2 separate regions of the Homo sapiens genome follow, and region 1 is linked to region 2. A link is an interaction called in ENCODE POLR2A ChIA-PET data of the cell type or tissue named here. Cell type or tissue: OCI-LY7. All regions are shown on one strand. Each heading gives the region's core, and the rest is flanking DNA. Links, peaks and the distances in the headings are about the cores only.

Region 1 (12,381 bases), core at 4,443-9,442, 230 kb before region 2:
CTACTGGAAGCGTGTTCCAACTAAGACCTGGGCCCAACCCTGCCTTTTTTTCTTGACTTAATTAAATAAATCAAAGGGAACTTAAGTTCCCTGGTTTGAGTACTTACTACTGCATTATTCTGGAATTGGCTTGGGCCCTCTGATATCAGGGGGCAAAAATTTTGCTCAGGAGAGGACTGAATGGAAGGATGGATGACTCTTCATTCTGAATGTGGTCTCCGCCGCTTGCTTCTTGCATGGATCTCTTCACATCTTCTTCATGGGTTCTCAATCCCGCAGGCTTTTAACAAAGACTCATGCCCAGACTTCACCAGTTGAATCACAGTCTCCAAGGGGTGGATCCCAGGTATTTAATATGTCCCCCAGGTGACTGTAATGTAACCCAAGCTGAGAACCATGGCTTTAAAATGAACCTAGACCCTAGCCCTGGCTCTAACCCCAGCCTAATCCCAGTTCTTTTTTATTTTTATTTTTATTTTTTTGACAGAGTTTCACTCTTGTTGCCCAGGCTGGAGTGCAATGGCATGATCCTGGATCACTGCAACCTGTGCGTCTCGGTTTCAAGCAATTCTACTGCCTCAGCTTCCCAGGTAGCTGGGATTATAGGCACACAACACCACGTCAAGCCAGTTTTTATATTTTTAGTAGAGACAGGGTTTCACCATGTTGGTCAGGCAGGTCTCAAACTCCTGACCTCAGGTGATCTGCCTGCCTCGGCCTCCCAAAGTGCCAGGATTACAGGCATGAGCCACTGTGCCAGACCTCAATCCCAGTTCTAACCTGAGCCCCAGGGCTGTCCACATCCCATATGTGGTGCCCTCTGGCTCCTGTCCTGTGTCCTGTCCCTCTTTCCTTCTTCTCTGTCACCTTTTCCTGCCCTCATGCAGATCCAGAATGACCATCCGCTTGGATCCTGTCCACTCTCAGGGCTGCTTAACTTTGGACTAAATCAATGATTTCCGGCTGTGTTTTTTCTGCAATACATACAACAGAGGACTTTCAGTTGTCCAGCACTCTACCATGGTGGGATTCAGACTGTGAAAAAACCGTGACCCCATTTGTAGTTAGAAAAAAACACAGCTCTGTTATTCTATGAAAGTGCTGAGTTTCTCCCGGATCATCAGGAGTGGCAGTTCAGGGAGGGTGGAGAGAGCTGCAGCTCCAGGTTCCTCTCTCTGTGTCCACACTTTCCTCCTGCAGTGTTCCTCCCAATGCAGGTGGGAATGCACCTAGTATAAGGTTAACTTGAATCTGCTCAAAGTTTTCAATAAAGAAAAGAGGGAGTAAGTAATTCACAAACATGGATACTTTGTTACTAGAAGCAATTCAGTAGCTGTAACAATAATTAATAATAGGCACAAGGCCAACAGGAAAATATCACAATCCTAAAAATATATGCACCTAACACTGGGGCTTCCAAATTTATACAACAATTAGTAATAGGCCTAAGAAATGAGATAGACAGCAACACAATAATAGTGGGGGACTTCAATACTCCACTGACAGCACTAAACAGGTCATCAAGACAGAAAGTCAACAAAGAAACAATAGATTTAAACTATACCCTTGAACAAATGAACTTAACAGATGTTTACAGAACATTCTACCCAACAACCACAGACTAGACAGTCTATTCAACAGTGCATGGAACTTTCTCCAAGATAGACCATATGATAGGCCACGAAACTAGCTTCAATAAACTCAAGAAAATTGAAATTATATCAAGCACTCTCTCAGACCACAGTGGAATAAAACTGGAAATCAACTCCAAAAGGAACCTTCAAAACCATGCAAATATGTGGAAATTAAATAACCTGCTTCTGAATGATCATTGAGTCAAAAATGAAATGAAGATGGAAATTAAAAAATTATTTGAACTGAAATGACAATAGTTACACAAGCTATCAAAACCTTTGAGATATAGCAAATGTGGTGCTAAGAGGAAACTTCATAGCCCTAAAAGTCTACATCAAAGAGTCTGAAAGAGCACAAATAGATAATTTAAGGTCACACTCAAGGAACTAGGGAAACAAGAACAAACCCAACCCAAACCAAGTGGAAGAAAGGAAATAACCAAGATCAAAGCAGAACTAAATGAAATTGAAACAAACAAACAAACAAACAAACAAAAAATACAAAAGATAAATGAAACAAAAAGCTGGTTCTTTGAAAAGATAAATAAATTGATAGACCATTAGCAAGGTTAACCAAGAAAAGGAGGCAGAAAATCCAAATAGGCTCAATTAGAAATGAAATGGGAGATATTAAAACTGACACCACAGAAATACAAAAGATCATTCAAGGCTACTATGAACACCTTTATGCACATAAACTAGAAAACATACAATCTTTCTAGCTTAAATCAGGAAGAATTAGATACTCTGAATGGACCAATAACAAGTAGCAAGATTGAAATGGTAATAAAAAAATTACCAACAAATAAAGTCCAGGACCAGACAGATTCACAGCAGAATTCTACCAGACATTCAAAGAAGAATTGGTACCAATTCTATTGACACTATTCCACAAGATAGAGAAAGAGGAAACCCTCCCTAAATAATTCTATAAGGCCAGTATCACCCTAATACCAAAACCAGGAAAGGACATAAGTAAAAAAGAAAACTACAGACCAATGTCCCTGATGAACATATATGCTAAAATCTTTAACAAAATACTAGCTAACCAAATCAAACAACATATCCAAAAGATAATCCACCATGATCAAGTGGGTTTCATACCAGTGATATAGGGATGGTTTAACAAATGCAAGTCAATAAATGTGATACACCACATAAACAGAATCAAAACCAAAAATCGCATGACCATCTCAGTAGATGCAGAAGAATCGTTAGACAAAATCCCGCATCTCTACGATTAAAACTCTCAGCAAAATTGGCATACAAGGGACATGCCTTAATGTAATAAACACCATCTATGACGAACCTACAGCCAACATAATACTGAATGGGGAAAAGTTGAAAGCATTCCCTCTGAGAACTGGAACAAGACAAGGACGCCTAGTCTCACCACTCCCCTTCAACATAGCACTGGAAGTCCTGGTCAGAGCAATCAGACAAGAGGAAGAAATAAAGGGCATCCAAATCAGTAAAGAGGAAGTCAAACTGTCACAATTTGCTGATGATGTGATTGTTTACCTAGAAAAACCTAAAACCTCCTCCATAAAGCTCCTAGAGCTGATAAAATAATTTATCAAAGTTCCCAAATACAAAATTAATGTACACAAATTAGTAACTCTTCCATACACCAACAGTGACCAAGCTGAGAATCAAATCAAGAACCCAACCCCTTTTACAATAGCTGACAAAAAAGATACTTAGGAATATACCTAACCAAGGAGGTGAAAGACCTCTACAAGGAAAACTACAAAACACTGCTGAAAGAGATGGTAGATGACACAAACGAATGGAAACACATCCCATGCTCATGGACAGGTAGAACTGATATTGTAAAAATGCCTATACTGCCAAAAGCAATCTACAAATTGCATGCAATTCCTACCAAAATAACACCATCATTCTTCAGAGAACTAGAAAAAGCAATCCTAAAATACATATGGAATCAAAAAAGAGCCCACATAGCTAAAGCAAGACTAAGCAAGAACAAATCTGGAGGCATCAAATTACCTGATTTCAAACTATATTATAAAGCACCAAAACAACATGGTACTGGCATAAAAATAGGCACTAGACCAATGGAACAGAATAGAGAACCCAGGAATAAACCCAAATACTTACAGCCAACTGATCTTCGACAAAGCAAACAAAAGCATAAAATGGGGAAATGACAACCTATTCAACAAATGGTGCTGGGATAATTGGCAAGCCACATGTAGGCGAATAAAACTGGATCTTCTTCTCTCACCTTATACAAAAATCAACTCTAGATGGATCAAGGACTGAAACCTAAGACCTAAAAATATAAAAATTCTAGAAGATAACATTGGAAAAACCCTTCTAGACATGGGCTTAGGTAATGATTTCATAACCAATAACCCAAAAGCAAATGCAGTAAAAACAAAGATAAATAGCTGTGACTTAATTAAACTAAAGAGCTTTTGCATGGCAAAAGGAACAGTCAGCAAAGTAAACAGACAACCCACAGAGTGGGAGAAAATCTTCACAATCTATACATCTGACAAAGGACTAATTTCCAGAATCTACAATGTGAACTCAAACAAATTAGCAAGAAAAAAACAAACAATCCTATCAAAAAGTGGGCTAAGGACATGAATAGACAATCTCAACAGAAGATATACAAGTGGCCAATAAACATATGAAAAAATGCTCAACATCGCTAATGATCAGGGAAATGCAAATCAAAACCACAATGTGATACCACCTTACTCCTGCAAGAAGGGCCATAATAAAATCTCAAAAAATAATAGATGTGAGCATGGATGTGGAGAACAGGGAACATTTCTACACTGCTGATAGGAATGTAAACTAGTACAACCACTGTGGAAAACAGTGTGGAGATTCTTTAAAGAACTGAAAGTGGAACTACCATTTGATCCAGCAATCCCACTACTGGGTATCTACCCAGAAAGAAAGAAGACATTACACAAAAAAGATACTTGCACAGGCAAGTTTGTAACAGCACAATTTGCAGTTGCGAAAATGTGGAACCAATCCAAATGCCCATCAATCGATGAGTAGATAAAGAAACTGTGGTATATATACGGACGGAATACTACTCAGCCATAAAAAGGAATGAATTAACGGCATTTGCAGTGACCTGGATGAGATTGGAGAGTATTATTCTAAGTGAAGTAACACAGGAATGGGAAAACAAACATTGTATGTTCTCACTCACATGTGGGAGCTAAGTTATGAGGATGCAAAGGTATAAGAAAGACACAATGAACTTTGGGGACTCAGGGGGAAAGGGTGGGAAGGGGGTGAGGGATAAAAGACCACTAATTGGGTCAGTGTATACTGCTTGGGTGATGGGGGCACCAAAATCTTACAAATCACCACTAAGGAACTTACTTATGTAACCAAACCCCACCTGTTTCCTAATAACCTATGGAAATAAAAAAATTAATAAAAATGATAATAATAGGCACAAGGCACCCAGCATGTGGCAGGTGCTGTGATGAATGAGTCATTCCTTCTATTGGCTGGTTTCATCCTCCCAACAGTCCCAGAAAGGAGTCTTTTTATTTTTTTTTATTTTCATTTTTGTTTTGTTTTGTTTTTTTTTGAGAGAGAATCTCACTCTGTCGCCCAGACTGGAGTGCAGTGGTGCGATCTCGGCTCACTGCAACCTCCATCTCCCAGGTTCAAGTGATTCTCCTGCCTCAGCCTCCTGAGTAGCTGGGATTACAGACATGCACCACCCACCTGGCTAATTTTTGTATTTTTAAGAGAGACGAGGTTTCACCATGTCGGTCAGGCTGGTCTGGAACTCCTGACCTCAAGATCCGCCCACCTCAGCCTCCCAAAGTGCTGGGATTTCAGGCATGAGCCACTGTGCCTGGCCAGGAGTTCTCTTGTCTTTCACGTTTTCAGGAAAGCTAAGGTTTGGAGAGAGGTCAGAGTCCACCAGCATGGCAGAGCTGGAATACAAGTGCTCGTTTTTCCACCCTAAATCCCAAGCTTATAACCACTGCATTGCACACACCCTCACACCATGATATGGTTTGGCTCTGGGTTCCCACCCAAATCATGTGTTTAATTGTAATGCTCACATGTTGGAGGAGGGACCTGGTGGGCAGTGACTGAATCATGGAGGTGGATTTCCCCCTTGCTGTTCTCGTGACAGTGAGTTCTCACAAGATATGGTTGTTTAAAAGTGTGTCGCACTTCCCTCTTTGCTTTCTTTCTCCTGCCAGCATGTGAAGTGTGCTTCCTTCCCCTTCACCCTTCCACCATGATAAGTTTCCTGAGGCCTCCCCAGCCATGGCTCCTGTAAAACCTGTGGAACTGTGAGTCAATTAAGTCTCTTTTCTTTATTAGTTATCCAGTCTGTGGCAGTTCTTTATAGCAGTGTGAGAACGGATTACTACAAAACACATGTCACAATGGACAACACCATTGGGTTGTAAAGCCACAGCTGTGGTTCTCCAGAGGAACAGAGCCAATAGAAGGTATATGTCTGTACATTATAAGGTATTTGTTCAAACAATTATTTTATTTTTTATTTCATTATTATTTTTATAATAATATAATATATTATTATATATTATATTGTTACCCAGGCTGGAGTGCAGTGTTGCAATCTCGGCTCACCGCAATCTCTACCTCCCGGGTTCAAGCCATTCTTCTGCCTCAGCCTCCCAAGTAGCTGGGATTCCAGGCACTCACCACCACGCCCAGCTAATTTTTGTATTTTTAGTAGGGATGGGGCTTCACCATGTTGGCCAGGCTGGTGTCAAACTCCTGACCTCAAATGATCTGCCTGCTTCAGCCTCCCAAATCGCTGGGATGACAGGCATGAGCCACTGTGCCTGGCCTGGTTCAAGCAATTATAAAAGCTGAGAAGTCCCACAACCTGCCATCTGGAAGCTGGAGACCCAGAAGAGCTGGTACTGTGGTTTGAAGGAGGCCTGGGAGCAGGAGCCAGAGGACTAGTGTTGCAGATTTCAGTCAAAGTCCAAAGGCCTGAAAGACAGAAGCACTCAGGGCAGAAGATTGATGTTCCAGCTCAAGATGCCAGGCTAAGAGCAACCCCAACCTTCCTACACCTTTTTATTTTATTCAGGTCCTCCATGGATCAGATGACGCTTATGCACATTGAGATCTGCTTAACTCAATCCACTGATTCAAACACTAATTTCTTCTGGAAACTCCCTCACAGACACACCTAGAAATAATGTCAACCAGCTGGGCACCCCATTGCCCAGTCAAGTTGACACATAAAATTAACCATCCCTGCAGCTCACAGAAAGCCCCCTAAACTTCAACACACATGCAAGTCCCCTGTTGAAATGCAATTCTGAGTGGCAGTTCTGGGGTGCAGCCTGAGACTCTGCTTTTTAGCAAACATCCAAGGGTTCTGTCACTGCTGCTCATCTGCAGACCACATTCTGGGTGGCCAGTTTTAGAACACTGGTCTCAGATGACAAAAGAAGGAAGAAGCAGATGATAAGTCTAGGTCCCTAGGAATGGTCCAAGCCAAAACCAAGGTCTATCATAAAATGCTGAGCTTACCTCTGCCATCATGCTGGAAGGACTGCAGTGGATTGTCTGTTGGTCTGCCTGCAAGGCCGTGAAAGAGCCTGTTGCTCTTAAGAATCTACAAGATTACAGTCACGGTCTAATGGTGTTCTCTCCCTCACTCTGGTGCACTCCTTGAGCCCCTTTCTTCCCAGCCTGTGACTCCCATCTGGCCCTGTCTGGAGCTGGCCTGCTGATGTCCCAGAGAGATGGGTTACAGACTCTAACACTGAATGTGGAGGTCGCCTGAGCCTTTGCTCTCACCTCAAATGTGCCTGCCAGTTCCCGTACTGACTTAATGAGTTCTCAGCCCAGACACTAAGTCCTGCCGTTGCCCTCAGATGCAAGGAGAATGCTAGCCTCTTTCCTGTTTCCTGCCAGCCCTGCAGTGCTGAGGCTTTCACCCAGACAGTGAAAGCAGGAGCTCCGGCTTCCGCTGCTGTGCAGAGAGGCAAGGTCAGTGGTGTCTATGGGAAGGGAGACAATGCCTTCCAGGGACATTAATTTTTCAGTTTGTGTGTTCAGATGTGTGGCAGCTTAAGGCTGACAGGCAGGATTGCAAGCCCCTGTCAGCTTCACAGCTAAAGGATGGCTCTGGGTTTAGATGTAATTTAGTTCCAAGTGAGGCTCCCCAGGCTGAGGCTGCTGAGCCTAGAGTTGGCAGGCAGGCAGGAAATCAGGCAGTGAATGCTAACGTGGCCCTCCAGTGCCAGAGGCATTGCAGACAGGATCCCGCTTAATTAATAATTACCACTTTCTGAGAGGTAATTTGTATCATCCCCAACTTAGAGACGAGGAAACGGAGGTTCAGGTAGGTTCCTATTGACGTCATGTAACTATTCTCATTTATTCAACGAGTATTGATGCAAAATTATGCCTGAAAGCATTCTAGGCATTGGAGACACAGTGGCAACCAAGACAGATACTACCTCTGCCCTTGTGGGGTGACATATCGTACTTGGGGAGCTAAAAATGCAATGAAAAAACTAATGAAAATAAAGTTGTGAAGCAAACATCACGGGGCTGAAAAGGTAGAAAATAGGTGAATATTTACATTAGACAGAATGTTCCAGATAGCTTCTCTGAGAAGCTATTGGGCAGATGAGTAGAAATGGAGAGGCAGCCAGTCATATAAAGCATTGGGAGCAGGAGTGGAGGACAGCGTTCCCGGCAGTGTGCACAGGGTGTGAGAGGGGAAGGACCTTGAGAAACCCAAGGACATGAAAGGAAGTCCTGTGGCTATGTGGCTGTGGGAATGGCCTGGAGGTAGGTAGTGGCCAGCACACAAGGCCTTGTAGACCACGGTAGTGAATTTGCATTTTTTTGACATAAAACGCAGTAAAACGTGGGATTTCACCCAAGGTTTTCAGATTTCAAAGCCTTGCTTTTCGCATTACAGCAATGGTTTTCAAAGATATCTTTTTTCAAAGCAATGAAACCCTTTTAGCAATGAAATCTTAAGAAGAGCCCTCCAAAATGCAAAACAGGTATGCGATGTGTCGATCTGGTTTAAGCAGGGATTTGCAGACTCCTGGATCTACCAGCTTCACCTCTTTCTTACCCCCTGCAACAGGCCCCGAGACATCACAGATCACATCCAGTCAGCAGATTCATTCATTTACTCACTTGCCTTTTTATGAATTCATTAGACCGGTGGTTATTGAGCACTCAGTATGTTCCAGGCACTGTGCTAGGTATAAGGGATGGTATACGGCACAGGAGAGGGATTCAGTCCTCGACTTCATGGGTATTACATTCTGGTGGAGGACTCCTGCATGGAACAAGGAGTCACAGCTGAGGGTCAGTCAGTATTTAGAAAGTTGAAATCAAGAAGTGAGCCTCTAGACTGGTAATTACTCATGCCTGTAATCCCAGCACTTTGGGATGCCAAGGCGGGATGACTGCTTGAGCCCAGGAGTTCAAGACAAGCCTGGGCAATATGGCAAAACCCTGTCTCTACAAAGAATACAAAATTTAGCCAGGTGTGGTGGTGCATGCCTGTTGTCCTAGCTACTTGGGAGGCTGAGGTGGGAGGATCACTTAAGCCCAGAAGGTTGAGGCTGCAGTGAGCTGTGTTTGCACACCTGCACTCTGGCCTAGGTAACAGAGTGTGATCCTGTCAAAAAAAAAAAAAAAAAAAAAAAAAAGGTGAGATTCTAATGGATACTTGTCACCTGTTCAGAATTTATTTCATCTCCCCCCTTTTTTAGCAGCACCTTAAATTTCCCAGCCTTGTGGTTTTGAGGGTGTTGATCCTCCTTTTCAACCCCACAGGTAAGCTCTTCTTGGCTATAACCATAGTGATTTGTTTGGAGATTAACACATTATGCAAGTCTGGTCATAGAGGCCAACCAGATTTACTTTGAGGATATTTGAAACACTGAAAAAGTGGAAATTGTCTATTTTGTTGGACTTACATCTGGAAGAAGTTAGGCAAGGGAACTCTTGACTGTCATCTTATGACCCGAAGGGAAAGCCTGTTGTAAATGGAATAGATAGATGTGAAGCAAGCCTGGGAAACAGAGGGAAAGAGCTATGTCTCAGTTATATTGCTTACCTGCTGGATCAAACTTTACCTGAAGCTGACCATACTGCTGGGCTTTTAAAATAACGTAATTTACAAATTTATTTTCTTTATCGCTTAGTGATTTAGAGTTCTGTTATTCGCAGCCAAATTTATCCCAAAGTATATGCTGGCCTAGTTTGGAGAGTAAGGGAGGCCTTCTTGAGGAAGCTACCTTGAAGATGAGGCATAGAAAGTAGGAAAAAAGTTACACAAATGGAGAGATCAGAATAAAAAAGTGTTTTATGAGCCTGGACAACATGGTGAAACCCCGTCTCTACTAAAAATACAAAAAGTTAGCTGGGCATGATGGCATGCACTTGTAGTCCCAGCTACTTGGGAGGCTGAGGCAGGAGAATCACTTGAACCCAGGAGGAAGAGTTGCAGTGAGCCGAGATCGTGCCACTGCACTCCAGCCTGGGTGACAGAGTGAGACCCATCTCAAAAAAAAAAAAAAAAAAGTGTTTTAAACAAAAGAAAAGGCAAGTTTAGCCCTGAGCTTCACAACGTGGTGGGGAACAACTTTGCACTTTTTGCCCCTAGAATCTTACATTTTGCTGAAATGAGATCTAAAAAATATATGCTGGTGAACCTACATGGTATAATGAAATGCTAGGAAGTGCCCATGGGTCTGTGTTTGTAAGTTTGCTCAAAGCTTAAATGACATTAGGTATCTAAAACGTTGGGCACATAGTAGGTGTTCAACAAAAAGGCATAAGAAATGTTATTTACATTTATTACACTTATATATTTTTTACATTTATATATTTATAACAAAAACTACATATATTTATGTTTATATTTATAAAAATATATTTATGTTAAATGTAAACATAAATATATGTTTATATGTAATAAAAAATATATTTATGTTAAATGTAAACATAAATATGTTTATATGTAATTAAAAATATTTAAATATAAACACAAATATATAACATATATATGTTATATATTTATTACAATAACTACATAAATACATATCTACATAAATATATGTAGTTATTGTTATTATTTATATATGTATTGTTATATATAACAAATGTTATTCACCAGAGGCTTTTGAAGAGTGGATACTTTTGAAATCACAAATCAAAGGCATGTGAATCCATGTGGGCCATTGGTTGCTAAGGGATCAGAGAGCAAGAGAAGTGGATGTGTGTCAGCAATGAGTGTCCCAGATGGCGTCCGCTGGATTTCAGAATCTTGAGCTCCCTGATGGAAAGGTGGGCTGGGGTGCTTGAATGGAGATGAGGAAGTGGATAGGAGGAAGTTGGGAGGTGGGCTCTCAGAGAGTAAGATGTGGATATGGAGACAGCATGTGGTACTTGTTGGCCACTGTGGGCTGAGCCCCAAGGAGATGAGGGGCATGACTGAGAACTGGGGTTATCTTTGAGATACAGAGGTTCTGGGATAGGGGGCAATCCTGGTGAGGAAGAGGACCATGCTCACCCCTTTCTGCTCAGAACAGGAGTTCTCAATAGGAGGTGATTCTGCCCTCCAGGGGAAAGAGTTGGCAATGTGGCGAGAGATTTGGTTGTCACAATTGGGTAGCAGGTGTTGTTACTGGCATCAAATGGGTAGAGGCCAGGGAAGCTGCTAAGCATCCTGCAACTCACAGGACAGCTTGCTGTAACAAAACATAACCCAGCCCCAGATGCTAACAGTGTTGTGTCTGAGAAACCCTGAGGCAGGGCATCATAGGAAAGGCTGAAATGAGCAGCCACTGTCATAACTCACTGGTTTTCAGTTTTGGGGGTGCCCTGATTAAGCACCCTAGGCAAAGATCCCTTCTCAGATGGCTCGAAAGCAGCAGCCATGAAGAAGTCATGCCAATGTCAAGAACATGGGCATCCTTCTTTCCAAGTGAATTTGATGTGTTGACTTCTTGAAGCTAGGATTAGTCTGATGTTGCTGGTGGCCCCAGGATGGAGTGCCACCTGTATAATTTGTCTAATTATTTTAATTATCCCAATCCCACGAAGAAAGAGAAGTTAAGAGAGGTTGTTGGCCAGATGCAGTGGCTCATGCCTGTAATTCCAGCACTTTGGAAGACTGAGGCAGAAGGACTGCTTGAGGCCAGGAGTTCAAGGTCAGCCTGGGCAACATAGTGAGACCTCATGTCTACAAAAAAATTTTTTAATTAGCCAGGTGTGGTGGCATGCACCTGTCTTCCCAGCTACTTGGGATGCTGAGGTTGGGGGATCACTTGAACCTGGGAATTCGAGGCTGCAATGAGCTATGATTATACCACTGGACTCCAGCCTAGGTGACAGAGTGAGACCCTGTTACAAAAAAAAAAAAAGCTAATTGCACTGAATGAGCGAAACCCACATATCCAAAATCCTCATATCTTGCCTTCTTTTGACAACAAGCTAGTTCATTAAAAAAAAAAAAAAACAAATAATGTCCTGGGCTCCATCCGTGTTCCATTCCTCTGCATCTTTTCTACCTTCAGGCGAGACTGCATGATGTAGATAAAGAATCTGAGGCCCTTTTGTTGTTCTTCTAAGGTGCTCTGCATTGAGCGGGAGATCAAAATGGATTTTAGAGAAGAAAAAATCATTCTGGAAAGTGCTGAAATGAAGAAGAAATTGGCATTCACCTTGAGATAGGTCCTTCGAACTTCAAGGTCCAAGG
Region 2 (12,381 bases), core at 3,758-8,757:
TAAGTTTTAATTTATTTTCTGGGTACATGTGCAGGTTTGTTTTATACGTAAATTGTGTGTTGTGGGGTTTTGGTTGTTATACAAATTATTTTGTCACCCAGGTAATAGGCATAGTACCTGACAGCAATTTTTCAATCCTCACCCTCCCTCCACCCTGGTGTCTATTGTTCCCTTCTTTGTGTCCACGTGTATTCAGTGTTTACCTCCCACTTAAGGACATAAAGGAAAGAGATACTCTCTTAAGTGACAACATGTGTTATTTGGTTTTCAGTTCCTGCATTAGTTTGCTGAGGATAATGGACTCCAGCTCCATTCATGTTGCTTCAAAGGATATGATCTCTTTCTTTTTTATGGCTGTGTAGTATTCCATGGCATATGTGTACACATTTCCTTTATCTGGTCTGTCATTGACTGGCATTTAGGTTGATTGCATGTCTTTGCTATGGTGAATAGTGCTGCAATGAACATATATTGTTCATACATGAACAATGTGCATATGGCTTTATGGCAGAGTGATTTATATTTCTTTGGTTATATACCCAATAGCAGGATTGCTGGAGCTAATGTAGTTCTGTTTTAAGTTCTTTGAGTAATCACTGCGAATGCTTTCCAAAATGGCTGAACTAATTTACATTTCCACCAGCAGTGTAGAAGCATTCCCTTTTCTCCACAGCCTTGCCAGCATCTATTATTGTTTGACGTCTTAATAACCATCATGACCGGTATGAGATGATATCTCATTGTGGTTTTGATTTGCATTTCTCTAATGATTAAAAATGTTGACCATTTTTATATGCTTGTTGGCAGCATGTATGTCTTCATTTGAAAAGTGTCTGTTCATATCCTTTGCCCACTTTTAATGGGGTTGTTTTTCTCTTGTAAATTTCTTTAAGTTCCTTATAGATGCTGGATATTAGACCCTTGTCAGGTGAATACATTGCAGAAATTTCCTGTCATTCTGTAGGTTGTCTGTTTACTTTGTTGATAGTTATTTTTTGCTGTGCAGAATTTGTTGTGCAAAATTTGCTATGCAAAATTACGCCATACCAAAACTAGTTCTTGTACCTTGCTTTTCTCACTTAACAATACCTTGTAAGCATATCTCTAGGATAACATGTGTAAATCTAATTCAGTCTTTTGTTACAACTGCATAGTATTTCGAGGAGTGAACATACTGTGATTTGTTCAACTCCTTATTTATTTATGAGCATTCAGGATGTTTCTGGCTTTTGTTTTTTGTCATTTTAAACATGCTGCAAGGATATCTCTGCCTACATATTTTTATTTACTTGTGCATTTGTTTTTATGGATAGATACCTGAAGTAGGATTTCCAAGTTTGAAGATATATGTGATTTTAAAAAATGCAATCAATATTATCAGACTGCTTTCCTAAAAGGCTATAGCATTTCTTATTTCTACTAGAAATACATAAAGTATCCCTTTCCTTTATCTCCTTGCCAAATTTGTGTTATCACTTTTAATTTTTTTCCAGTTTGTTGAATAAGAGGTGACATTTTAATTTTCTTTTCCTGAATACTAATTTTGAGCCTCCTACTGTATGTTTATTGGTCACTGATATCTGCTCCTCTGAATTGCCAAATTATAGCAGAGTCTTCCAGTGGGTCATCAAATCCCATTTCCTCTTCTTGAGCATGTTAACAGAACTACACTTCCCAGCCTCCTTTTCAGGAGAGTATGATCATGTGACTGATTTCTGTCCAATGTAATGCAAACAAAAGTCATGGGCTTCTTTACTCTCAGACCTATCCCCTCAAATCCTCCCATCTGTGATTTTTATTTCTGTCTCCCAAGTGCCAACTTAATTCAGAGGACTCTGAACTCCTGGAGAAGGGCAGAGCTAAAATAGGAAAGAGTATGGGAATGTATATTAATGATCACCTACTACATAAGAAGATCTATTTTAGTCTTCCTAGAAGGGATACAGAAACTTAATGTATTCAGCTATGGATATTCAGATGTTATAGAGCAGTTACCAGCATCTTTACAAATACTCTGTTGATATTCTTTGTTCGTGATTTCTCAAAGAGGTGCTTAACTTTTTCCTTAACATTTCTGAATCATCTGATATAAACATTAACTTTTATTTGCAATGCCTCAAATTTCTATTTTTCCAGTCTCTTATTTGTCTTTTGATTTTATACTACTATCCTTTACCTTCATTTATTTTCTAATAGTCACGTTGGTGGTTTCTGAAGTGCTCTTTGTTATTTAAGAAGTGCTTCTTCAATCTGAAATCTGATAAATATTGTCAGTAAGTGTGTATTCATACTTTATTATGTATTATTTTAATTTTAAAATTTTCAGCACTTTGAGTTCATTCTTTGTGTTTTTTATAGGAAGAATTTAGCTTTGTGTCTTCCCAGATGGGTGGCCTATTATGCTAGAAACTTTTATTAAATGAACCTTTCATTTCTAATTTAAATTGAAATGTTACATTTGTCATATGTTTATTTATATACAAGGATGTATTTCTGCATACTCTATTGCTTTTTACTGTAATATCTGTTATCTCTCTATTTTAATAACAATACTGTTTTGACTAGAGCATCTTCAGAGTATGTTTTTATATGGGTGGTAGGACAATTCCTTCCCCATCATTCTTCTTTTCCAAAAATTGTATGGAAATCATTCCAAATTTGTTCTTTAATGATCTTATTTTGTTCCATTTCTCTAAAAATTATTCAAGAGAAAAAGAAAATATTAAAAGTATAAAATGTAAGAATTCTGATAGAAATGTTGGTAAATAGTTTTATTAGACTGGAAAGAGTAGATAATTTATGATACAAAGTCATCCCATTCGGTAGCATGCTATGTCTCTCCATTAATTCAGATCACGTTTTATGCTCTTTAATAAAATTTTATAGTTTTATTCAGATAAGTACCATGCTTGCTAAATTTATTCATAGATATTTTATAGGTTTTATGACTATTGTGAATGGGCCTCCCTCCTCCCACTTATTTCTAACTGGATATTTGTAATATTGAATGGTCTTTGATTTGTCGCTTCTATGACTTATATTACACCAGGAAGCCCTCCCCACAATCATTGTCATAGAGAATGTGGAAGAATTCCAATTTTTTTTTTATTCTGACAAAATCCAGGGCGTCACAAACTATGCTTCATACCTGGGATAATCTGGGAACCAGGTTAAAAAAAAACTGTTGGACTGCAAATGTCTAGGGAATAGATGAATGATCAGGTATGGGCAGAGGTTGAGCTAAACCAATGTATCTGCTGCAGATGAGCTTGTCCCTCTTGAAAGAGCAAAGTAAATTTCTATGTGCTTTGGGTGGGAGTCAGCACTAGGTGTTTATAAATCAGTGGTCAGAGCAAGTTCCAAGTGACAAGTTCAGGATGAGCTGGGCTTTTATGATGAGGCCATGAAAAATGGGAATAAGAATGCCATGCAAAGGGCCAGTAAAAGGACTGAGACCATGGCAAGTAGAGACAGAGATGAGAATGCTCAACAGAGCAATTGAGCAAAACCAGAAAATGAAGACTTACAAAGGACCCACATCAATAGATGGATTCAAAGGAGTGTTGTAAATGTACAGATATAAGATTTATGTTATTTTTATATGCTATAAGTTACTGAAAATTTAAAGACAGAAATACATAGGGATAATTTTGATAAAAATATACAATGCCTGTACACTGAAGATTATATAGATAGACAGTATAAATTAAAGAGACCTACAAAATTAGAAAGATATACTGTGTTCGTAGAGCAGAAAATTCAGTATTATTAAGAAGTTGCCTATTCGCCTCAAACTCAAATAAAAATTCCAGCAGGCTATTTTTTGTGGTACTTTACAAGCTGATTCTAAAATTTATATGGAAATGCAAAGGGCTTACAATAGCCAAAACAAGTTTGAGGAACAGAGTTGGATAGCTTATAATATCTGATTTCAAGACTTAGTTTTAAGCTAGAGGAATCTGGCCGGGCGGGGTGGCTTATGCCTGTAATCCCAGCACTCTGGGAGGCCGAGGCAGGAGGAGGATCACGAGGTCAGGAGATCGAGACCATCCTGGCTAACATGGTGAAATCCCATCTCTACTAAAAATATAAAAAATTAGCCGGGCATGGTGGCACGCACCTGTAGTCCCAGCTACTCTGGTGGCTGAGGCAGGAGAATCGCTTGAACGCAGGAGGCGGAGGTTGCAGTGAGCCGAGATCATGTGACCACACTCCAGCCTGGGTGACAGATTGAGACTCCATGTTAAAAAAAAAAAAAAAAAAAAAAAAAGCTGGAGGAACTAGAGGAAACAAAATACTGGCATTGGTGTAAAGACAGATACATTGATCAACAGAATGGACTGTAGAGTCCAGAAATAAATAGATCCACGCATATAAGGTCAGCAGATTTTCACAAAAGTGCCAGTGCAATTCAGTGGGGGAAAGAATCATATTTTCAATAGTAATTGATTAGGAAAGAAGGAAGAAATGGGGAGAAAAAGTAAGAAAGAAAGAACCTCAACACTTACATCATACAATATATAAAACATAACTCAAAATGGGTTATGGATTTAAATGTAAGAGATAAAATCTAAAACTTCTAGAATAAATCATGGAAGAAAATCTCAGTGACCTTAAGTTTGGCAAAGACTTCCTAAATAAAACACAAACACCAAAAAGTATAAAAGAAGCAATACCAATAAATTGGATTTTATTAAAATTAAAATTTTTTGTTCTTCAAAAACAAAAATCAAAAGGCAAATGACAAACTGGCAGGAAATATTTGCAAAGCATATATTTGACAAAAGACCTGTATCTAGCTCTGATAAAGAAGTCTCAGAATTCAATACCAAAAAAAACAAACAATCCGGTAAAGTAATGGGCAAAAGATTTGGCAGATAGTTCACCGAAGAAGATATGTGGATGCCAAATAAACACATGAAAATATCCTCATCGTTAGTCATTATGGAAACTAAAATCAAAACTGTAATGAGATACAACCGCTGGAATAGCTAAAATTAAAATAAAAAGACTAGCCATATCAGGTGATGTGGAGCAAGCAGAATTCATACACGAAGGGTAAGGATATAAAGTCATATGACATGCAATGCTTATGAAAAACAATTTGCCAGTTCCATTAAAAGATAAATGTACATTTATCATATGACCCAATTATTCCATCCCCAGGTATTTCCCCAAGATAAATAAAGGCCAATGCCACAAAAAGACTTGACCGTGATCAAGGCATGAACCTGTGAAACACACAACAACATGGAGAACACTTAAAATACTTATCCTGCGCTAAAGATGCCAGATCAAAAATAAAAAAAAGAGTGCATGCTATAAAATTATAGAAAATGCAGATTATACTATAGTGACAAAACAGGCTGCTCGGGAATGGTAGGGATTACAAAATGACTCAAGAAAACCTTCAAAGATGATGTTTATGTTCATTAACTTGATTACGGTGATGGTTTTACTGGTATATGCATATATTCAAAGTCACGTCATTATACACTTTATTTATATTTATTTATTTTTTGAGATGGAGTCTCACTCTGTCACCCAGGCTGGAGTGCAGTGGCACAATCTCAGCTCACTGCAACCTCCACCTCCTGGGTCATGCGATTCTCCTGCCTCAGCCTTCCGAGTAGCTGAAATTACAGTGTGCGCCACCATGCCAGTTAAATTTTGTATTTTTAGTACAGACTGGGTTTCATCATGTTGGCCAGGCTGGTCTCCAACTCCTGACCTCAAATAATCCACCTGCCTTGGCCTCCCAAAGTGCTGGGATTACAGGCATTACCCACCACTCCGGGCCAATAATACATTTTAAATAACACAGCTATAGTATGTCTATTCTAATTTAATAAATCTGTAAAAAGAATACGGTCCGGGAGCAGTGGCTCATGCCTGTAATTCCAGCACTTTGGGAGCCAAGGTGGGTGAATCACTTGAGGTCAGGAGTTCGAGACCTGCCTGGCCAACATGGTAAAACCCTGTCTCTAATAAAAATACAAAAATTAGCCAGGCATGGTGGTGTGTGCCTATAATCCCAGCTACAAGGGAGACTGAGGCAGGAAAATCACTTGAACCTGGGAGGTGGAGGTTGCAGTGAGCTGAGATAGTGCCACTGCACTCCAGCCTGGGTGACAGAGGAGACTCCATCTCAAAAACAACAACAAAAGAATACAGAGATACAAACAATGTCACTCTTTCATCTCTTGCCTGGGCTTTCCCCTGAAGCAGGCTTTTCTTATGAGCCAGAAGGATGGGCCCAGCAGTTTCAAGTTCCCATTCTCTCTGTTTAACAACCCCAGTGGATAATTTTTCTTTCTTAATAGCTCCAACAAAACATGTTTCAGAGATGGACATGTGATACTTTCCAGTAGGTTTAATATGGCCATGAGCCAAAGCACGTGCCACATCTGACTTTATGATAAAGTTCAACAGGGCAGGTAGGAATCAATGCACATGGAGTTGATGAAATGATAAAAGGAGGGAGGGATAGATGCCCAGTGTCATGTGGGGTTTTGATCATTTGAGGTCAGGAGTTCAAGACCATCCTGGCCAACATGGCAAAACCCCAACTCTACTAAAGATACACAAATTAGCTGAGAATGGTGGCACACGCCTGTAACCCCAGCTACTCAGGAGGCTGAAACAGGATAATCGCTTGAGCCTGGGAGATGGAGATTGTACTGCAATCCAGCCTGGGCAACAGACTGAGACCCTGTCTCAAACAACAAAAAAAAAAAATCAGTCTGCCAGAAAGGCTGGATTTTTCAATACCTCTGAGAGAATGGGATCTGTCCTTTTATCTTTTGTCCTTTGGTATCTCTTGAAAGCTTTTCATCTTTCAAGAGTTGTGCTTCTCTAGAGTGAATTGGAGGGAGACGACGCCTAGAACGCCAGCCCCTTAAATGCAGGGATCTTTGATCTTATTCACTGATATCTCTCTAGGGTGTAACCCTCAGTAACCATTTCATGACCATCCATCCCTCCCTCCTTTTAACATTTCATCAACCCCATGTGTTTTGATTCCTACCTGTCTTGTTGAACTTTATCATAAAGTCAGATGTGGCATGTGCTTTGGCTCACGGCCATATTAAACCCACTGGAAAGTATCTCTAAGATCTCAAATATTTAGTGGAATGGCTGTCCTTTCTCCTGGAGAAGAGTGTCTCACTGGGGCCCCTGGCATAGCCAGTTGGAATAGGACCCCCTGACCTCTCCCCTATTGGCCTTGCACCTGCTTCTGTAAGCTCATCAAGCCAGCATTTGACAGAATTAAGATTTGATTTGACACCCTGCTGCACCACCGTTCAGGAACTCAATTGCGCTAAGCAGTGGAGTAGCACTTATTGGTTTCAGAGGGGATGGAAAACAATTTAAGCAACCTTTGTTCTCTTCAGTCCAGATACACACCATTGCTCTGTTGACTCAGGAGCAGCTGTTGACACCCAGCAGAGACAGAAGCTCTGTATGAAATCCTTCCCTCATTTGTCTCTAGCACATCAAGGAAAAACTGCATGCATACATCAGGCAAAATCCTTTCTTTGGACCATCCTTCTAATTCAAGTCCTGGCTGCTTTTCTCAGGGAAAGCAGAGTGAGGCTGGCAGATAGCAGAAGTCCGAGTCTTAGGGAGATGAAAGGCAGGAAGAATGTAAAAGGGTTTTGTTTTCTTTCTTTAAGGATATAGCTTAGGCTGCAGGGAAAGTTGAAAAACACTGGAGAGAAAGGAGTGAAGTGAAGAGGTGACCCAGGAATTTTAACTGAGACAGAGTGGGTGGATGGCTTTATTGCAGGCAAAAAGAAGCACTAGTCCACATTTACTAATTCAAAGGGCAAAAGATATTTTAAAAAAGCAAAAAATAAAAATAAAGTTCAAAAGGCAGTCCAATGCAGCCCAGAACACAAATCCAGGGAGTCTGAACTATCAAGATTTCTGAGAAACACAGATTTTCACAATCAAGTAGAAATGTGGATTCTGGATTGAAGAAACCATGGTGCTGATGGGACACCTAAAACCTTGAATCAGCTCAGGCTGGGGTGTGGTGTTGGCAGGAAATGGAGAGATGTTAGGGCAACAATCACAAGTCCATGGGTTTCAGGATTAGGTCTCTAGGGTGAGATCTTTAGGTCTATTGTGAATCTGGCCCAGAGCCTGTTTTCAGAGAGTTCCTAGTTTAGAGGGAGGGATATATGGGTATTTTGACAGACAGTAAGTTGTGGAGTGTGCAGTGATCAAGAAGAGTGGGAGTGGAGCAGTGCAGGTCAGGTAAGCTTCCTTCAGGATGTCAGCAGGAGTTATCGCAACAAAGGTGTGGTGTGTGAGTGTGTGTGTGTGTGTGTGTGTGTGTGTTTGTGTGTATGTGTAGCATTTGTAAGCATTCTAGGGAATGATGATGGCCGGAACAATGGCATGAAAACAATACATACTAAAATCCAGTTAAGAAACTACAGCATTCAGTGGAGGTAGAGTTTAGAGCGTTGGTTTTCAAACTTGGCAGCAAATTGGAATCATTAGCAATGCTTTTTAAAGTGTTAATTCTTAGGTGCCACCTCCAGAACTAATTTACTTTGGTTTTGGGTAGGACTTTAGAATCCGAATATATGTAAATTTCATCAGGCGATTCTAGTGAGTAATCTGAATTGAGAACTACTGGTTGAGAATATCTGTTGTTCATTAGTGACTTTTTTTTTTGCTACTCAGTATATATCTTTATTATTATTATTATTATTTTAGTGATATCCCTGGCTCCCATTAGGGGAATTACCTCTTTCTCATCTGTGAGCAGTCCTAGCTAAGTGGCCACATGTGGTTGTGCAGGTTGAGCACTGCACAAACATGACTGACCAAGGCTGATTTGAGGGCTGAAATCCTGCCCTGGTTCTGTTCACCAACCATGCATCCTGGTGGAGAGCTGTGCCTATTTCAGGGAAAGGGCATTTTTCTCCAACTTGAACCAAGGTATCAGTTGCCCTGGTTGTCAAAAAAGATGCCTCACTCTACCTTAGCCAAGAATGAGATACATGATCAAGAGTATGCCAACAGGAATTTATCTCTCCTTGGACTTCGCTTATTAAAGATGGAAACCTTAAAAGAGCTAATTCATTCTAGTGAGCAACCTGGAGTAACTCCATTGGCACCTACCACAAGGATCTCCCAAAGCTCTTTGGTTCCTGCCCTTTTCAAACTACTCCCCTCCCCACCTTTCCATTGACTTAGTGCTTTGGAGAAAACGGATGTGGTTTAGGGAGATAACCTCTTAGAGGAGGAGAGGTGCTAGTCAAGACAGAAAGTCCAGGGAGGAGCCATATAGAGTTGCCTGGAAGGATTTCTAGGTAGAGAAATAGGAGGATCAAAGACGCTGAGGTTGAAATGAACACAACACATTTGAAGAACAGTAATGAGATTAGTTAGTCTGGAGCAGAGTGAAAGGGCATGATGTCAGAAAACAACAGGCAGCATATGAGTGCAGTTTAGTGGATGAAATCTTGGGCTCTGGAGTCAGCCTATCTTTTCAAATTCACTACCTTCCAGCTATGAGCCGCTGGTCAAAGTAACAGACCTCTCGATGCCTCAGTGTTTTCATCCATTGAATGAGGCTACTTACAAAACCTACCCCACAAAGTGGTTTGACATATTAAGATATGTCAAGCTCAAGTGCTTAGAAAAGTGTCTGGTATGTAAGTACTCAATAAATGTTAGTTATTGTAAATCGTGATAAAGATTTCATTTTTATTCTTGGTGAAATAGGAAGTCCTTGGAAGGTTTTAAGCAGGAGAGAAACATAGATTGGTTCAAGGTTAAAATGATCTCTCTATTATATTGAAAACAGACTGAATTGGGCAATTGGAGAAGCTAAGATCCAGGCAACTGACGATGGTGATGGTTAGAGCTGGAAGACAGTGGTTTCCTACTCTGCTTCGGTTACTCAGAGACATTTTCTGTTGCTTTCAAATAAACATTTCTCATTGTTATAGACTGCAAGGCTAGAGGTGGTAGGAGATAAAGTGGAAGAGACATCCTACGGCCAGATCGTGTAGGACTTTAACCACCATTCTAAGGAGGCTGATCTTTTTCAGGAAGGCAATGGGGAGTCTTTGAAGGGTTTTGAACAGAAGAATCATACAATCAGATTTGAATTTTCTAAAGTTCCCACTGGTGTTATGTGGAAGAGGAATAGGAGAGAGATTTAGAGATCAGAGACCTATAAATGAGTGTCATTGAGTAGGCGGCTGGAGGGAGAATATTCTCATGGTGACATTAAAGTCTTGGGAATAATAACTGAGACTATTTTTTCTTCCTTTCAGTGGTGGGTAGAGAGTTTTAAAGGGAACTCCAGGTTCTATGATTGTAATGGGCTGAGTAGGCTAGAACCTGGAGAAATACCATCAAAGATGGATTGATATTAAGCCAGTGCTGGAAGAATTCTATACGGCAAAAATGGCAGGACTTCGTCAAAGCCAGTGGAAATAATTTCAGACTCCAGCCTCTAGACCAGAGGTTCTGACCTGCGGCAGTGTGGGGGCCAAAACTGACGTGGGCATGCTTTGTTGGACCCTCTCACTATTTGAAAATGACAATTTGCTGCTATGGAGATTTTATATTAACATTTGAATTTTCTATACAAAGAAATCTGGCAAACCAGGCCAGGCCTCTGTTCCCCCTGGCAGTTATGAACAGGAGGCCAGAAGTGGTGGTGCCTTATCCCCAGATTCCAGAGTCTCCATCTGGCCCATCTACAAATTTCCTTATTGCCCAATCACTGTAGGCCTCTGCAAAGGTGAGCTCTGCCCATATCCTGTGCTGAAGAGGAGAATTAAAGCTATGGTGAAGCCTAGTGCTTAGCTGTAAATAAACAGTTGTGGGGTGAGACACCTGCTTGTTCACTCCCCAGGCCTCACTGATGCCCCATGTTTGGCACCTAACAGCATCCTGGCAACAGTCCCCAGGGCTAGCTTCCCCTGGCATCCGTACTCCCTCCCTTTATGCACCACTTGTGCTCAGCTTCTAGGCCCTCAGAATAATTGGGTCTGAGCAAGCATTCCCTCTATAAATATTAATTTGGATATGCTTGGAATCCTCTGCTCATTTTAGATGAATTGTTAACTAGCTTTCTAATCCGAAGCTTCTTGACAAGCAAAGCAAGATCTCTCTGCTGGCTTCCTCCTCCTTTATTGGTGTGGGGGAAGGTGGAAGTTGCAAGGGTTGATTTTACAAGGTGAGCTTTGTATGGTCAGGCTCCCTGAAGCTGCAAACACCCTATGCTCCTCTGAACAATCTCGATAGAACCACTGTTGGCAGAAAATCAGTATAACCTGACTAGGACTGTGATCTTCAGCAACAGACAGATCATAATTAGGATCTCAGCTCTGCCACTGAGCAACAGTGTGAACCTGGGAAAGTTACTTCACCTCTCTGGGCCTCAATTTTCTCATCTATGAAATAGGGATGATAATAGGCGCTTCCTATGGGTTTACTGAAATTAAATTACATAGTGCGTAGTTATTTTTCAAAAAAAGAAAAAATATTAATAATGAAGGAGAGAGAATTTTAGGGTGAGTACAGAGAAGTCAATGCATTTAGACTGCTATGGTACCTGTACAAACTTCAGGGCAGCAGCTGATGGATTTTTACTAGATCTTAGTAGGTAGAGGCAGACTCACTCCATTATTATGTCATCTAAGTCATGATTGTATCTTGAGGCAGAAAATCCACCCACTCATCCATCCATCAATACATTGAATGAACACACTGAGCAACTACTATGTGTCTTACTTATATGGTGACAGCTACTGAGGACACAGGAGGAAGCAGGTGCAGCGCATGGAGCCAACAATGGGAAGGTATTTGTTGTAGGGAGCCAGTGGGGTCTAATGCTTTGCAATGTAAACTTTGGACTACAGAGACTGCTGGTCCATCACTACAGAACTGTGTGACCTTGGACCAATGACCTCAGCACATCAAAATCCACTCTCTTTATCTATAGCATGGGAATGACAATATCTGCCCACTGGAGTTGGGGATAATAGTTTCTGCTTTGCTTGCTTACCAGGACTTATTTTTTGAGGTTCAAATTCAATGAGCTAATGAATGTGAACCTGCTTTGCATGCCACAAAATAGAAATGAACGTGCAGCCTTCAGTTTTGAAAAAGAAGTTCACCAGGTCTAGCTTTCTCAGGATTTACACCACGCTCACAGCATTGTCAAGGGCAGCCCCTCCTAGGTGCTGACCTACTAGCCAGTGCTCAGTTGCTTAGCCCACTCTCTGCCCTAACTGCCAATCAGCATCATTTCCTGGAGGAATGCAGGGAACAGGAAGGTGGTCTGGATGACCAAACTCACTTTGTATGTGATCCATGTCCTTGTGTCTCCCAGAAAGGCAGAGA

The links. ChIA-PET counts read pairs that join two places held together with the same protein. Peaks named below come from ENCODE experiments on the same cell type or tissue, not always from the same donor. Only the 100,000 strongest peaks of a DNase experiment are listed, where the experiment ranks them.
Region 1: POLR2A ChIA-PET joins it to region 2 with 6 read pairs; 2 of 35 experiments call an interaction of 5 or more read pairs at or near these places.

Annotation. Positions count from the first base shown.
Region 1 is chr16:26,609,735-26,622,115 of GRCh38, reverse strand. No RefSeq gene overlaps it. Among named protein-coding and RNA genes, the nearest start is that of LINC02195, 20 kb to the right of the region's middle. In OCI-LY7, for the core only: no CTCF peak of the experiment used is centred there; a DNase peak (open chromatin) is centred at 7,485.
Region 2 is chr16:26,381,357-26,393,737 of GRCh38, reverse strand. No RefSeq gene overlaps it. Among named protein-coding and RNA genes, the nearest start is that of LINC02195, 210 kb to the left of the region's middle. In OCI-LY7, for the core only: no CTCF peak of the experiment used is centred there; no DNase peak of the experiment used is centred there.